2 separate regions of the Homo sapiens genome follow, and region 2 is linked to region 1. The links are chromatin loops, found by intact Hi-C in ENCODE. Cell type or tissue: endothelial cell of umbilical vein. All regions are shown on one strand. Each heading gives the region's core, and the rest is flanking DNA. Links, peaks and the distances in the headings are about the cores only.

Evidence for each region. A loop is a pair of places that touch in the nucleus more often than their neighbours do. Peaks named below come from ENCODE experiments on the same cell type or tissue, not always from the same donor. Only the 100,000 strongest peaks of a DNase experiment are listed, where the experiment ranks them.
Region 2: a loop joins it to region 1, with 2.0 times the contacts of the local background. A loop is called at or near these places in 3 of 110 quality-filtered maps.

Annotation. Positions count from the first base shown.
Region 1 is chr3:169,037,661-169,045,602 of GRCh38, forward strand. The region is part of intron 1 of LOC107986051 (a long non-coding RNA gene); the gene reads right to left. Among named protein-coding and RNA genes, the nearest start is that of LINC01997, 39 kb to the left of the region's middle. In endothelial cell of umbilical vein, for the core only: a CTCF peak has its summit at 4,149 (motif pointing right); a DNase peak (open chromatin) is centred at 4,341; H3K27ac peaks cover 1,250 bases.
Region 2 is chr3:169,304,069-169,312,010 of GRCh38, forward strand. All of the region lies in intron 2 of MECOM (MDS1 and EVI1 complex locus), which reads right to left. Among named protein-coding and RNA genes, the nearest start is that of MECOM-AS1, 140 kb to the right of the region's middle. RefSeq lists an enhancer at 5,252-6,451. In endothelial cell of umbilical vein, for the core only: no CTCF peak of the experiment used is centred there; a DNase peak (open chromatin) is centred at 4,903; H3K27ac peaks cover 1,280 bases.

The sequences.
Region 1 (7,942 bases), core at 1,145-6,144:
CTGTTTGTAGAGCTGTATCTAAATATGATGTCCGTCTTCTCATCTCCTAGGCTCTCCAGTGCACTCCAGCATGGCTGTTGGCTTTGTCTTTTCACTCAAACAACTTTCGTTAAGGTCATGATTGACCTCGATGTTGATAAAGTGAAATTTTTTTTTATTTTTATCTCAAGAGCCAGAACAGCATAGTGGTAAACAAAACATGGAACTCTGAAGTCAAATTGCCTTGGTTTGAAACATAACTCCTCTATTTACTAGTTGTGTAATCTCAAGAAAAACACTTCACCTTTCTGTACTTCACTTTCTTCATGCATAGAATGGGGATAATAATAATACTACATCATAGTATCAGTGGGAGGATTCAATGAGTTAATATATGCAAAGCCCTGAGAAAATGTCTGAAACATTAAATGCTATAGATAGTAGATGTTATTTATTATTGCCTAAACTGCTTGCATGTTAACAATTTTTTTCTTCTTTGATCCCAGTCTTCCATTGATTTCTAGGATAACTGGCTAGCCATATGCAGAAGATTGAAACAGGACCCCTTCTTTTCACCATAAACAAAAATCAACTCAAGATGGATTAAAGACTTAAATGTTAGGCTCCAAACTATAAAAATCCTAGAAGAAAACCTAGGAAGTACCATTCTGGACATGGGCCTTGGAAGAGATTTCATGATAAAGTCACCAAAAGCAATTGCAACAAAAACAAAAATTGACAAATAGGACCAAACTAATCTAAAGATCTTCTGCACTGTAAAAAAAATAAAAATAAAAATAAAATAAATCAACAGAATAAACAGACAACGTACAAAATGAGAGAAAGTATTTTCAAACTATCCTACAAAGGTGTAATATCCAGAATCTATAAGAAACTTAAATTAATGAGCAAAAAATGAACAACTTTAATAAAAAGTGGGCAAAAGGACATGAACAGTCACTTCTAAAAAGAAGACATACACGTGGACAATAGGCATATGAAAAAATGCTCATCATCACAAATCATCAGAGAAATGCAAATCAAAACCACAATGAGATACTACCTCATACTAGTCAGAATAGCTATTATTAAAAGTCAAAAAATAACAGATACTGGTGAGGTTGTAGAGAAAAGAGAACACTTATACACTGCTGATGGGAATGTAAACTAGTTCAACCACTGTGAAGCAATTTGGAGATTTCTCAAAGAGCTTAAAACAGAACTACAATTCAACCCAACAATCCCATCCCTGGGTATATGCCCAAAAGAATATAAATCATTCTGCCATAAAGACACATGCACACATATGTTCATTGAAGCACTATTTACAATAGCAAAGACATAGAATCAACCTAAATGCCCATCAACAATGGACTAGATAAAGAAAATGTGGTACATAAGCTGGGCGTGGTGGCTCACGCCTGTAATCTCCGCACTATGGGAGGCCGAGGTGGGCGGATCACGAGGTCAGGAGATCGAGACCATCCTGGCCAACACAGTGAAACCCCGTCTTTACTAAAAATACAAAAAAATTAGCCGGGCATGGTGGCAGGCGCCTATAGTCCCAGCTACTCGGGAGGCTGAGGCAGGAGAATGGCGTGAACCCAGGAGGCGGAGCTTGCAGTGAGCCGAGATCACGCCACTGCACTCCAGCCTGTGCAACAGAGTGACACTCTGTCTCAAAAAAAAAAAAAAAAAAAGAAAAAGAAAAGAAAAGAAAATGTGGTACATTTGCACAATGGAATACTACACAGCCGTAAAAAAGAATGAGATCATGTCCTTTGCAGCAGCATGGATGCAGCTAGAGGCCATTATCCTAAGCAAATTAACACAGGAATAGAAAACTAACCATCACATGTTCTCACTTATAAGTGGGATCTAAGCATCGAGTACATATGGACACAAAGAAGGAAACAATAGACACCGGGGCCTACTTGAGAGTGGAGGGTGGGAGGAGGAAAAGGATCAAAAAATTGCCTATCAGGTACTATACTTATTACCTGGTGGGCAAAATAATCTCTATACCAAACCCCCACGACACACAGTTTACCCGTATTACAAACCTGCACATGTACCCCCTTTATCCAAAAAGTTGTAAATAAAAAAAAGAAGACCAAATTTGCTCAAATATTTTTCTATGACAGAATCTTCCTCTGAATTCTTGATTGACATATCAAAGTGCCTTCTTCTTGGCATCTCCACTTGACTGTCTCATATACAACTTAAACTCACCCTTTCTCCCTAAACTGGTTACCTCTGGTATTCCTCTATTAGTACATATAACCAGCATTCAATGTGTTATGAAGCTATAAATCCAGGAATTATCTCCACTACTTCTGTCGCACTGACCCTTAATATCCAATCCATCACTGAGTCCTGAAGTTTAGAATTTCCATATCCTTTTATTCACATATTCCTCATCCCAGTCAATGCTACCATTATGTTTCACTTGGACTACTGCAATACCTTTCAGAGGGCTCTCTTCTCATCACTCTGACTCCTGTCTATCTGCTTCCCATATATCAATCAGAATAATCTTTACAAACAGGAGAGCCTATCATCACTTACTTAGAGCATTTTGATAACTTTCTTATACTAGTATAATAAAGACAAACTAACTGCTTGAGCTCACAAAACATACATACATCAACTTTAAATCATCCCACATTTCCTCTTGCTTTCTTACTGCAGAGTCATTGACCATAGCTTCCTTTTACTAAAAGTTTCTTGCTCCCTCTCAGTGCAAGGCCTTTGTATATGTTCATCCTTCTCCTCTTTCCCTCCTCTTTGCCTCATTGGTTTCTACTCCTTTTGACATCCTAGCTGTATCATCACAGCCTCAGGAAGGCCTCCTCTGATTTTCCTCACTCAATATCCTTTTTCATAGCACTTTTCCTTGTTGTAGTTTCACATTCCTTCATGTCCTTTTTTGATTCTGTCTGTCTCATACCACAGACTACAAATTCTATGAGACTATGTCTCTGGGGGAAGTTGATTACTATAGTATAACAGGACCTGGCATATAAATGGTGCTCCAGTACACATTATTTGAAGGAACTTAATCTTGGACCCTTTGAGTTCAGTTCTATATCACAATGCCCAACATGGACCTCATCTTACAGGAGGGATGACTATACAAATACACATATGCTAATTATGGCAGGGTAGATATAATACTAACTGTGCTTAAAAGCTGCTATTTTTTAATACCTGTAGTCACAGGAATTGTGGTCAAATGAATTAGAGATGTTAGAGAACAACACAGTTTGTATGACTGATACTCAGGACTGAAAGAATAAAGCATTTAATTCATTTTGCCTTCTTAACATTGCTAAGACTGCAATTCCGGGGTCCTCTCTACTTACAGGCAGTATTACATGACCAAACTGCAATATAATAAATTTTTAGCTATATCTTATTTGTACTCTTATGTATAGCCATTATTTGAATTATTTTCTTCCCCAAAAAGAGGCTGTTTTAAGTTATGATGACTAAACTTAGACCCTACTGATTTTCTTTCTTTGTTTTTTTTTTTTTTTTGAGATGGAGTCTCGCTCTGTTGCTCAGTTTGGAGTGCAGTGGCAAGATCTCGGCTCAATGCAGCCTCCACCTCCCAGGTTCCAGCAATTCTCCCACCTCAGCCTCCTGGGTAGTTGGGATGACAGGCATGAGCCACCACGCCCAGCTAATTGTTGTATTTTTAGTAGAGACGGGGTTTCACCATGTTGGCCAGGCTGGTCTCAAACTCCTGACCTCAGGTGATCCACCCGCCTTGGCCTTCCACAGTACTAGGATTATAGGCATGAGCCACTGCGCCCTGTACCTACTGATATTCTTAAAACCACAGTAAGGGAACAAGCTGGGAATTGCATTATTTTACCTTCAGAATGGCCAGAAATATTTCAAACTTCAGCCTCTTGATGATTTCATAGATGAATAACAATGTGGTTGGTTTTACTAAAAAACAAGAAGCTTACAGGCCTTTCTTATTCTGCAACCCTGTCCCAGTGTTTAATAATAAAATTAATTGTTTTATGGCCTTAATGTTCAAATGTCAAAGACTGTAAATTTGCCGCACGAACAAAATTGAATGACCCTGCTTGGAAAATTTGTTTCTATTAATATTATAGGATCTGTTTAAAAAAAAAAAAAAAGCATCTGGACAGTTCATTTGAATGGCCACAAGAGAGCAGTAAGAAATTAAAGCTTAGGAAGATGACTCATAGTCACACTTACGTGTGTACTTTTTGCTATTAGGAAGAAATGAATAAAAAACCTACTTATATTTGTTCTTAAACTTGGCAATACAGTTTAGAATCTTTTTTTTAAAAAACAATTTAAGAAGGACAATATAGATAGCATCAGTAGATTAACTGAAAAGAACCTTGAATTAGAGCTTTTAGGAACCTCACGTTCATGCGTGAAAATGGAAAACAATAGTCACCCTGGGCAAAGGGACATCTTGAGAGGTCATCCAACACATCCCTGTGGATTATGCAAGCCAAAAGGTATGTGTCCCACTTACTAAGTCCCACAGAAGATTCCAGCATCTGTTTCTAAAGTATGGCCAATATTTTACAATGTTAACTATAGGACTTTTTTTTAAATGTCAAATTCTATCTTTTTATGTTGTAATTCAGCTACTATATTAAGTAGTATGTAGGGATACCCTGAATCTTTTTTAAAAGTTCATACCTATTTCTTTATGTGCCCCTGCCCTTTACTGCTCATACAAACTTGGCCATTTTTTACTTGGAATCTTGGATATCATGAATTTTAAAAATGAATTTTAAAATCATGAATTTGCAAAATGAACGGCAATAGCCTTAATATGTGAAGTACTATGAGGAGTCAGTCTGAAAAAAAGATGAAGAGTAGAAAAGTAGGCAAAGGCTATGAACAGGCAATTCACAAGATTAGAATTATATACTCAATATACATATAAAAATTGTTTATGTGAATTTTTAACATTTTTAACCTAATAATTTCCCTGCTAAGAATTTATCCTGTGGTAACAATCAGACTAATAAGAGTATAGATTTTAAAGTAAAAATAATTGGGAAAGTAAAAACTTAAATTATGTCAAAGAAGAAGAATTTGTTAAATTAATTATAGTCATACAAATGGGGTATAAGGAAAGCCATTACAATACTATAAGTAAATATTTATTGACATTGAAAGCCATGGAACATTTTAACTTTCAATAAAGTTGAAAACATTATATATAGTATGATTCCACTTAGGAAAAAATTGCGAATGACTGCATAGAAAAATATTTGGATGATATACGCCAAAACAGCAATTATGTCTGGGTAATCATCTTATGGAGGATTTTCTTTTTGTTCTTTTTTAGAACTTCTTGTAGATTCTGAATTTTTCTTACTGTTTGTTTGTTTGCTTTGGTTTATTTTAACAATTAACATGTGTTACTTTTTAAATTAGTAAAATCACAAAAAGCTACTTCTATGTTAGAAGAAGAAAATCCTCAGATAATCTTAAGAGTTAGTTTGGTGAATTTGTGAGGTGTTTAAAATTTAATCCTTATGTAGTGAGTTGCAATGAAAACATGGCTTAATAAAATATAATTTATGACATCTACGTTTTCATAATAATATGAAAGAAAAATATATAACAAGCTACCAGGGTATATTGAGATTTTGTCTACATGCAGCTAATATAACTAGGATATTTTTAAATCAACTGAAATGGATTTCATAATTTATAATGTAAACAGCTTTTATTTTTAGGAAAAAATAAAAGTCCCCCTCACCCCTTTTACCCGTGAACAGGCCAGTGACCTGACCTTCAACCTATTTCACTTTTTCTAAATGTTCTAAATGGCCATATTCTTACATAGGCCCATATTTAATCTTTAATTAATATGAATATTTCAGAACGGCCTTTACTTAATATGTGTTCTGTATAGCTGAGGATATAATAATAAAATTAATTACAGAAGAAAGTTCCAGTTACTACAGATTTGGAAAAGAATACTATGTTTCTTAGTATAAACTACTAGCAAGTATTTATTTTTAACCATGTTTAAATTGCTTCTATAATTTCTAAAATTATCAACTACTAAATATTTTTTACAAACCTAGTAATAGATTAGATCTCAAAATAAAAGCACAAGATAAACAGATGTCATCTCCATCTTAAGATGTCAAACTGAGGCTCTGTACTTTGCCCACAAATGATGTAGCTGGAACTGGGAAGGTATTCCATGCACCAATACATAGAACCCCCACAGCTTTTCATTAAAAAAAAAAAAGAAGAAGCTCTTTCCCTAATTATTCATACTTGTCTCTATATAGCATTTTCTCAAATATTTGAGGCCATTTTCCTCCTATCACTTAACCCTTCCATATGGGGAAAAACAAAATGTCTACAAGATATCTTTGGGGAACCACATTTCAGTGTTTTGTAATTTTATCCTTGCTTCTACTTGTGGGAATTAAGAGTTAGGCTTTGGCAGTGGGTGCAGGCAATACAGTCCAGTGAGCCAACTCAGAGCCCTTCCCACCACCAATGGCCTGAATCTCCTTAGGTGTTTGCCCATGTCTTGTACTTAATGCTTCTTCATTTGTGGAATCAGGACAGGCATCCTTGCTACTCTTATTAGTTGGCCACAACCCTATCACCCTTAAGAGTGTGTTTTATCCTTCACAGAAAAATAAAAAATGATGTTATGGAGACATGAGAGCACAAAAGGAAGTAAATGACTATGTTTTATCCATCACATCTGAAAATACAGTCTTTAGCAGCCCATGAAATTGTACTTGATAGCTAAAGCATTTAAATGACCTCAACTGTGTGTTTCACAGGATGGCTTAGAAATAGGACATGGAGGTTCTGGTTATACAATAGAGGGAGCACTGCCATAATGATGAGTAAATGTACTAGTCATTCACAATCTTCCTTCTGGCTAACATTGAAAAGGAGTTATTCATCTAGCACTGGCCTTTGCCCTCTTTGGTAAAAAGGTTCCTTGAATTTCTGAGGATCTCCTGATTTTTACCACAATCTCTCCCTATTCCCTTTCTTTTCTATTCCCCAAACATCACCCTCTTTTCACTCCTGTGTCTTTTGTTTGTGTGTGCTTTTAAACAACATGTTGAAAAACAAGACCATCAATTCCATTTTAAGAAAATCTAAAGGGAACCAAAAAGAGCAAAGACATTCAAACAGTAAATAGACAGGAAGGTAAAGATGCAGGAGATGAGGAGGGAAGGGTTGCGAGTGAGGCGGGGGACAAGAAACACAGGGTGCTTCCTTTACTTTGGATGAGTCACCTGACACTGATTCTGTCTGGAAAAGGGAATGTAAGAACACTTCCTTAAATTCTATGTGAACAGATACAGTGCAGTGGTATGTAAAAACTCTTTGAAATATGTTCCTTTAAAAACTCCAAGTATTATTTTTAACTTTCAGCTGGCTTAGCCTTCATATTTCAGCAATTATAGAAAAGTGTGTTGCTGACATAAAAATTGGGGGGAGTGTTATCACTATATTTTCTTTTTATGTTTACAAGCTTGGCTTTTTTAGTAGAGTTAATAAAGTATATGGCAAGCCTAAGGTTGCTCAACTTGCTGAAAATAAAATATTAAGATTCCAATTCTATTAACATTGACCAAGCATCTAGAATGTGTTCGGTTCTCTTTCTAGGTACTAATAGAAACTAAATGAATGTAAGGCTCTCATAAGAATCAAAGCAACTGTGGCAGCAAGTGAAGGAAAATTCATGGACCCTGAGTTGGTTGTAGTAGACGGAGACTCTGGAACCCTTCCTGAGCTTCATTCTGACTAGAGAGTTTAGATAAATTCAATGATTTGCTCTTTGCTTCACCCATTGGGTAACTATGCCAGGCCAGGCAATGGCCCACGATGAATAAGATATTTTCCTCAGGGAGCACACATTCTTGTACAGAAAGACAAAAAATGTACACGTGAGACAATAAAGCAA
Region 2 (7,942 bases), core at 1,915-6,914, 270 kb after region 1:
ATGCATGAGAGATGGGTTCTGGAGGAATTTTCCAATCTTCTCACTTCCAATGAATCAATTGAATCAAATTATCAGTATAGTTTTGGGCTCAGAAAATACTTTTAATAGTTAATCCAGCTGTGCATGTAATGACAGCCTTGATATTTTAAAATAAATGTCAAAGTGAAGCTATTTCCACGCACTTCTATACATCATCTGTTCAGCTGGTGAATTAATATAAAAAATTAATTTTAGTGTTGACTTACTTTGTATTTTGTTCCCATGAGAATAATTCAGCCAAATCAATACACCTAAAAGTTTTTTATGTATCCTCAGTTCCTGTTCTTTCAACCTTATTGACCTCTGGTTGGAGCCAATTGACAAGTAATAAAATGTATAAAAATATAAATTTAATTTAAAGGATCTAATGTGAATGGTGATGAAACACACCATTCTTGGACCCTAGGCCACATTTATAAGCTGCTGGACCATTCAGAAGTTGAAGTGCTTTCCTTATATTTTAAAAATAAGTATTACTGAGCTACACAGAAGATAAAATGGCAGTCTAGCTAAAGCAACATTAAATAGAATATTTCCTATCACCTCAATCAATAACCTGAAAATTCCGACAACTTTGAAAACATTGTTACCATAGTATTAAGAACAAAATAATTAAGAAAGCCTTTCATTAGTTTGCTGATTATAAATATAACTTTGGTGTACTTTTTTCCTGTTCCTATATCTTTTTAACTTCCTCTGTTTTGTCTCTTAAAATGCCATCTTAGAGTTAGTTTTTATAATTAGATATCTCTCTTTCCACTCAATTTCTCTCCTGAAGCTTGTGCTGAGTCCCTCCTACGTGCAAGGCACTGTGCTAGGGTTCCTGGCTCATAGCTGATACTCAAAAAACATTTGTAACGATAAGATCTTTGAAAGGGTAGCTTAAGATTTCTTTATTCTTTCACCAGTAAATTTACACTACTGTGAAAGGCAAGACATTTCTAATCAGAATAAATGAGGTTAGATACAATAGGTACTGATAGGACTCAATAAATATTAATAGAATTAGTGAAGGCTCTTTTGAAAATTAAACCCCCTGAAAACCGCATTTTTATAGGTTTATTTATTGTGGTAGTTACAGTACACTCTGAGAAGGAGCTACTTAATTCATAATATAATCATATTCAGTGAAGTTAATTAATTCCAGATTTTATTATGTTACTTGAGCTCACTGAGTGCTTTAATCTCATGATATAAGGAGGTGGAAAAGGTAGGTGTAACAAGTCATCACAGAAGCCAAGGAGAATGATAATGTGCATCTCAATTACGAGACAAGGACTAATAAATGATTGCCTAATTGTGGGGGCTGGAAAAAAAATCCCAACACAAGGAAGCCCAAAGCACTTTAGAAATCAGACCAGATATCTAAGTTCCAAAGTAGCAGAAAAAAAGAACAAACATGGAGGGCGGCAGGCAGAGAGTGCCTTGCCAGTAACCAGGGCTTCCAAGATAATGGTAAACTTATGCAAGAAATAAACCTGTCTTACAATGGACACGTTGACTGTCAGCACCAAGGCCCAGCCCACTGGAAATCAGAGTTGCTGAAATATATGATTAGTGTTCTGTTTCATGCTCACTTTCATGCCACACCTTTCAGTGGAGGTCATCTTTCAAGTCATTAAATAATCTAAGAGTGATATGTACACAGAAGAGTTTGTTCCTTATCTTTTGTATGTCACACCTGGTGCTTTCCATGGACTCTTTGTTCTAGCTTTAACAAAGTTGTGTAAAGGTTTTTTTTTTTCCCCTTCCCAATGACTTACTTCAACTCAGTTTTTTAACCCTGTAACAATGGCAGTTATTGGGAATGTCTCTCCACCTAGACACACATTAGTTGTTAACAAAGATAATATAGAAAAACATATTTTGATTTCAATATTCTCTAGTTTGGTTAAAGATTTTCCTTTTATAAGTATATCTAGGTACATTGTTACCGCTCTGTTCCTTTCAAGTAAACATATTAATTCAATATTACTTTGTAATATAATTCTGATTTAAATATCTTTTATGACACTCATGCACAGGTGTTTAAAGTAAAGCATTATCGAGGTAATAAAAAATTCATGATTATCTTCCTTTGTATAATTATAGCTGAATATTATGCAATAAGTTCAATAGATTTTTATTAATTAATATATACTAAGAAAATATTAATTCAACTGATATTCTCAACATTGCTCATCTCAAGCCTGTGTGATAGATAAGACATATTCATCCCATTCAGCAGATGAAAAATGAAAACTTCCAAGAAATTAGATGACATATAAAATAGAAAGAAGTGGCAGAATCCACAGCTGGGCTCAGTGGCTCACTCCTGTAATCCCAGCACTTTGGGAGGCCAAGGTTTACGGATCACCTGAGGTCAGGAGTTTGAGGCCAGCCTGGCCAATGTGGGGAAACCCTGTCTCTACAAAAAATACAAAAATTAGCTGGACGTGGTGGTGGGCACCTGTAATCCCAGCTACTCAAAGGCTGAGGCAGGAGAATCACTTGAACCTGAGAGACAGAGGTTGCAGTGAGCAGAGATCATGCCATTGCACTCCAGCCTGGGTGACAAGAGCAAAAATCCAGACTAGAACAAGAGCCCCCTGGATTTTCATCCTTCTTGAAACATGCACAGACTCTGAGACACCTCACTGTCCTGGTTTTTCTCCTGCTGCTATGGCTGTATATGTCTGTCATCCTAAAGGGTTTCTTCTTTCTCCTTCTCAAAGTGTGGGCAAGGCCTAGGGCTCAGTCTTCTGCCTTCTTCTCCTCCTTACCCCACAGGGGGTCCCTTCCACTATCACAGCTTTAAATATCATATGGAAGTTGATGACTCCCAAACTCTTATCTCCAACCCAGACCACTTCCTTAGGTGCAGTCTCACATATCCAACTGTCCACTTGATGCCAACATTTGGGATTTAACAGCCATGCCAAGTTTACCATTTGTAAAACAAAATTTCAGATTTATCCATTCCAAACTGGTTTCTCTCTTGATATTTCATATCATTGGGCATGGTTCCATTGATCAAACAATTACCCTAGTTTCCCTCACACTCCTTTACTCCTAACATCAATAATTCTTAGACTTTCTTTCTCCCTCCAAATAAACCTTTAATAATCCCCTTTGCAATCTATTACCATCACTCTAGTTACAGCTGCATCATCACCTCCCTAGAATTGCCCCCTTCAATAGCTTCTCCACACAAACGCCAAAATAATCATTTAAAAACAGAATCATTGTAATCCCAGTACTGAGGTGGAAGGATCACTTGAACCCAGGAATTTGAGACCAGCCTGAACAATAAGGTGAGACTCTGCCTCTACCAAAAATTAGCTGGGTGTGGTGGCATGTGCCTGTGGTCCCGGCTACTTGGGAGGCTGAGAGGATTGCTTGAGCCCAGAAGGTCAACACTGCAGCAAGCCATGATCATGCCACTGCACTCCCATCTGAGCAACAGGGCAAGGCCTCATCTCAAAAGAATAAATAAATAAAAATAAATGCAGCATCATGTTAAGATACATCCTTACTTATAAGTGTAAATGGCCTCCTGTTAAATTTTTAAAATTTAAAGCTATTAATAGGTAACACATTCAAATGTTTCTAAATAAACAAATAGTATAAAAAGATAAACAGTGAAAAGCCTCCCTACCATCCTTGTTTCCCATCTACCTAGTTCCCTCCCACTCCTATAGGGAACCACTGCTCCTAGTTTCTGATGCTCCATAGCAATTTGAATACGACCCAAACATCTTATCCTGGCCACTGAGGCTACCTGGGCCAGATCCTGCTACTTCTCCACTCTCATTTCCTTTCACTCTTCTCCCTACTCATGGTGTTCTACTCCTCTCGCTTTCTTTGGTCTCATGAATTAACCAAATTATTTCCTGATTCAAGTATTTACCCACACTATTTACTTTAGTTAGGTTACTCTTCCCCTTTCTTCTATATTCTCCTGGTCCCCTCCCTCACTGCCATTTCACAGCAAGGTAGATTCTCCTTCACTACTTATTTAGCAAACTGATTACAAGTTGTAATTATACGTAAATGTGTTGACTTGTTCCCTAATTGTCTCTTTTACTAGATGATAAACTCCAGGAGAGCAAGTGCTGGGCCTATGTATTTTACTATTGTGCTGCTGGTACACCAAGTTACTTAGAGAAGGTGCTCAATAAATATTCACTAAAGTGAATCAATTAACACTATCTATGTAAACATTGGGAATGTAATTAAGCATTTCCTGAATATTGGTATTTACAGATACAGTGAGACATATTATATAAATTGGGAGTTATAAGGAACTCCCTCTCTCCAAAAAAGTGAGAAGGTAATGTTCTTAAATAATTCTATGTGTTAAAGAATGTCATGGTTTTGTACACAAGGGCTGCTCTAGGCATAATAAATATTCTATCTACTGTTCAAAAATAAAGGGCAAATAAGAATTACATATTTTGATGTGACATCTTACAACAATATATTTATAAATTTAAAGCCACTGCATATAACTTCATGCATTGTAACAAAATTTATTTGTCAATCGTCACTTAAGAATTTTGTTCATTCTCTTGCACATGCTATTATTTTTTATCCAAATAAAGGTATTTAACTCAACAAAATTTTAGGAAAAAAACACTTTTAAGGGTGAGCAAACTGTTTATTTCTTCTTTCCTTTTTAAAAAAGGGAGTGTCTGATGCTTTGCCCTGAGTGAGCTTGTTATGATCAACTGAATTCTCTCCCCATAAAAGACACGTCTTCCTTCTCATCCTGAGTGTGACTGTACATCGATGGACACTTCCAGACATTTCCCTTTCAGATATCAAAAGGAAGTATTAATCAAACAAAAGATGGGAAATTATGACATTCCACCACTAAGGTTTAACTCAAGTGGCCAAGTTTTAGCTGATCACAGGGTACAGGTGACTATCCATCATATAACCCATCATAACACACATTAAAACGTCTGGGTTAATCAGGACAGAAGCCAAAAATAATATATTTTGCTGACGTTCAATGAAGACTACCAAAGGAATTCCCCTGAAACCGGACTCTATAAACATGCAAGATCTAAAAGAAAAAAGGATATGAAAGGAATTCTGAGTAACACTATTTTAAACAAAGCAGCAGTACATTCTTTTGACAAAAAAACCTAAATGGTTTCTATGACATATGCAAGTTTAAATTTAAAAAATGGTAAAATAATCTCAGAAGTCCATGTGAGTATGCAAATGTATATTTGCATATTTTTATCTTATAAAAATTATCAGAGAATTGAATAAACTCATTCAAGATATATGAATAATATTCACAACCAGGCATAAACTTCTGATATCATCATACACCCATTTTCTTTTTCAGTCCTTTCTTCCAAAAACTAACTTCATCTGGAAATCAATGACAATTACATATAGAGGGAAACAGAAAGCTGTGGGATGTAACCTTAAAAGGAAACATATCTTCTCTTTATTATTAGGATTTTTACAGCTTTTCATTACAAATACTCTCATTTCCTGGAAATGGCTTTATTTCCATATCTGGAATAGGCTTTATTTCCATATCTGCCTCAACTCTTATCTTAAGCTCATATAACCACCCATATCACAGTTTGGGGTAATTCTTGTTGAAGCATCACGGTGTAAGAGATAAAGCACTAACTGGAGAGTCAGGAACTTGAGTCTTGCTTCCCGTTGTGCTACCACATGACAGCACTAAGGCAAACTCATGTCGCCACCTTGAGCCTCAGTTTCCTCACCTGTAAAGCGAGAGTGTGGGCTGGATGATGTCTGCAGACCCTGTCAGGATGTGTGATGCTATGAAGTGCCTTAGAAGCAGCTATTGTGATCACCACGGGCAAAACCAAACATTCCAGCACAGCACACATCAGGACCGGGGAAGAGGCCATTTAAATGCAGGACAAGTGTGGCCTTGGACCCTTTTCCCATTTTCTGTTCATTGACAGACTGTTAATACCCAGTGTTCCTTAACTCTCTGTAACTACTAAAAGTAACCAAAGCACACAATTCCCTTGAGCCATTTTGCAATTTTTTCCAATAACATTGTGTCTTTATAAGATTAAAGACATTTTTTCCCAATTAGAAAAAATCCATAATTCTTTTTCACATTTCACATATTCGTACACATTCAACATCCAGTCCATAAACATGCGCTGAGCACCTATTATATGTGATTCATGTGTTAGGCCTGAGGTATAAAGTAAAAACACACAGTCTCTGCCTTCTTCAGATCACTTATATTCAATTGATCTTATGAAATCGCTGATACTCAGTCCTTTATGACTCACAAAGTGGCTATTCCATGTGTCTCAACCTAATAGTTTTATAGCAAATTGTGTCATCAAACAGGTTAATCTTTCAAATTATCATAGGCATTTTGGAAAGTCCCATTAATTCTGGAAAGTCATTATGATGCTGTTTAGTGATTTCCTAGAGAATTGCCTAGCAAGGTTTTGGTTGTTTGCTTTGATTTTGGCGTGTGTATCTATTGCTGTCACTCTCGTTCAGAAACCTACACTAACAATTATTTGGCTCTTCTGTATTTGTTTCAATGCCTTTTCCATAATCAGTTAATAATTGACTGATCTACAGTCTCCTCAGCATTAATTAGTTATGATGTGCACACCACACACACATGCACACATGCGATGACCTGTTCTCCTTTTAAATCTTAAGTACTTCTCTTTTTCTTCCTAACAGACATAGCTGTGTTCTTTCTCACAGCTTGTCTTCTTAAAAGGATTTTAGACTGCTTGAGAGTAGGTTCACAGCCTATGCTTCTTTACATGACCTGCAGCCTCTATCCCAGGGTCCTGCATGCAGTAGACACAACAAAATTACCAACTAAATGATAAATTAAATTACAAAGGGAGACATCTGATTAAGAAGATACAGTAATATCCAAACATGAAAGCCGTGGGAAAACAGGTATTACATTTTTGCTAACCATGGCTGTGGCAGTTATATCATGCTCTAATGCTGTTCTTCACAATGACTCTTAAAAAAGGTCACAGTATTGAGTTCTTGGGCATGTCTAGCACATCAGAGAGCTTTGAGCACCGGATAATAACTATATTCAATTATGTCAGTTGGTACAAGTAAATTTCCAGCTTTGCCTTAGGAAAGGAAAATATTTATCAGGAAAATGAATAATAAGGCTTGCACTGTGATACAATAAGAGAAAAAAAACTTGGTAAGTTTATACAAAGACCATGGATAGTTCAAAATAGCCAACTACAATAATACTTTCTTTAAATGGGACTTTCTCTCAAAATAAACAAATAGCTGAAAACACCCTAATTTTGAATAACTGTCTTAAAATTTGAATGATATACCTATCTAAGCAAAATCAAAAACACTTCCCCAAATGATTAGCTTGTAGTGCACATATCAATTGCTTTATAGTGCAAGAAATGTCAAATGGCACTAGAAACAATACCATGCTTTCCTGTACAGTGCAAGCATATTTCTTCTTTAGACACAGTTTACATAATACAGGAAATGGCTTCATCTGGTTCCTGGTCTTTTTGATCAAGTCAAAAGCCTTAAAGAAAAAAAGTGTTTCTTTTACATTTTACTCTTTTTTTTTTGTACTTTTGTTTTTCAAAAATTACCTTTCTCTAAATTTTTAAAATGGGAACTGGACAAGGATGGAGAGCAATATCCTCTTAGAAATACTTTACTAAAAGACAAGCTCATGACCTTCTTCATGAATTCTGCAGGTGGCCAGAAATGAGGAGGAAAAAGCCTGTGATTCAAAAAAAAGTTGATACCGTGGTTTAAGATGCAATGTTCACATTTTAAAAAATAATAACCCAAAGGCCTAGATGTAGGGACTATTTGGAGTGTTTGAGAAGCAAGGTGGCCACTGTGGTGATTACACAGGAGTAGGTGGTAGGAGATGAGG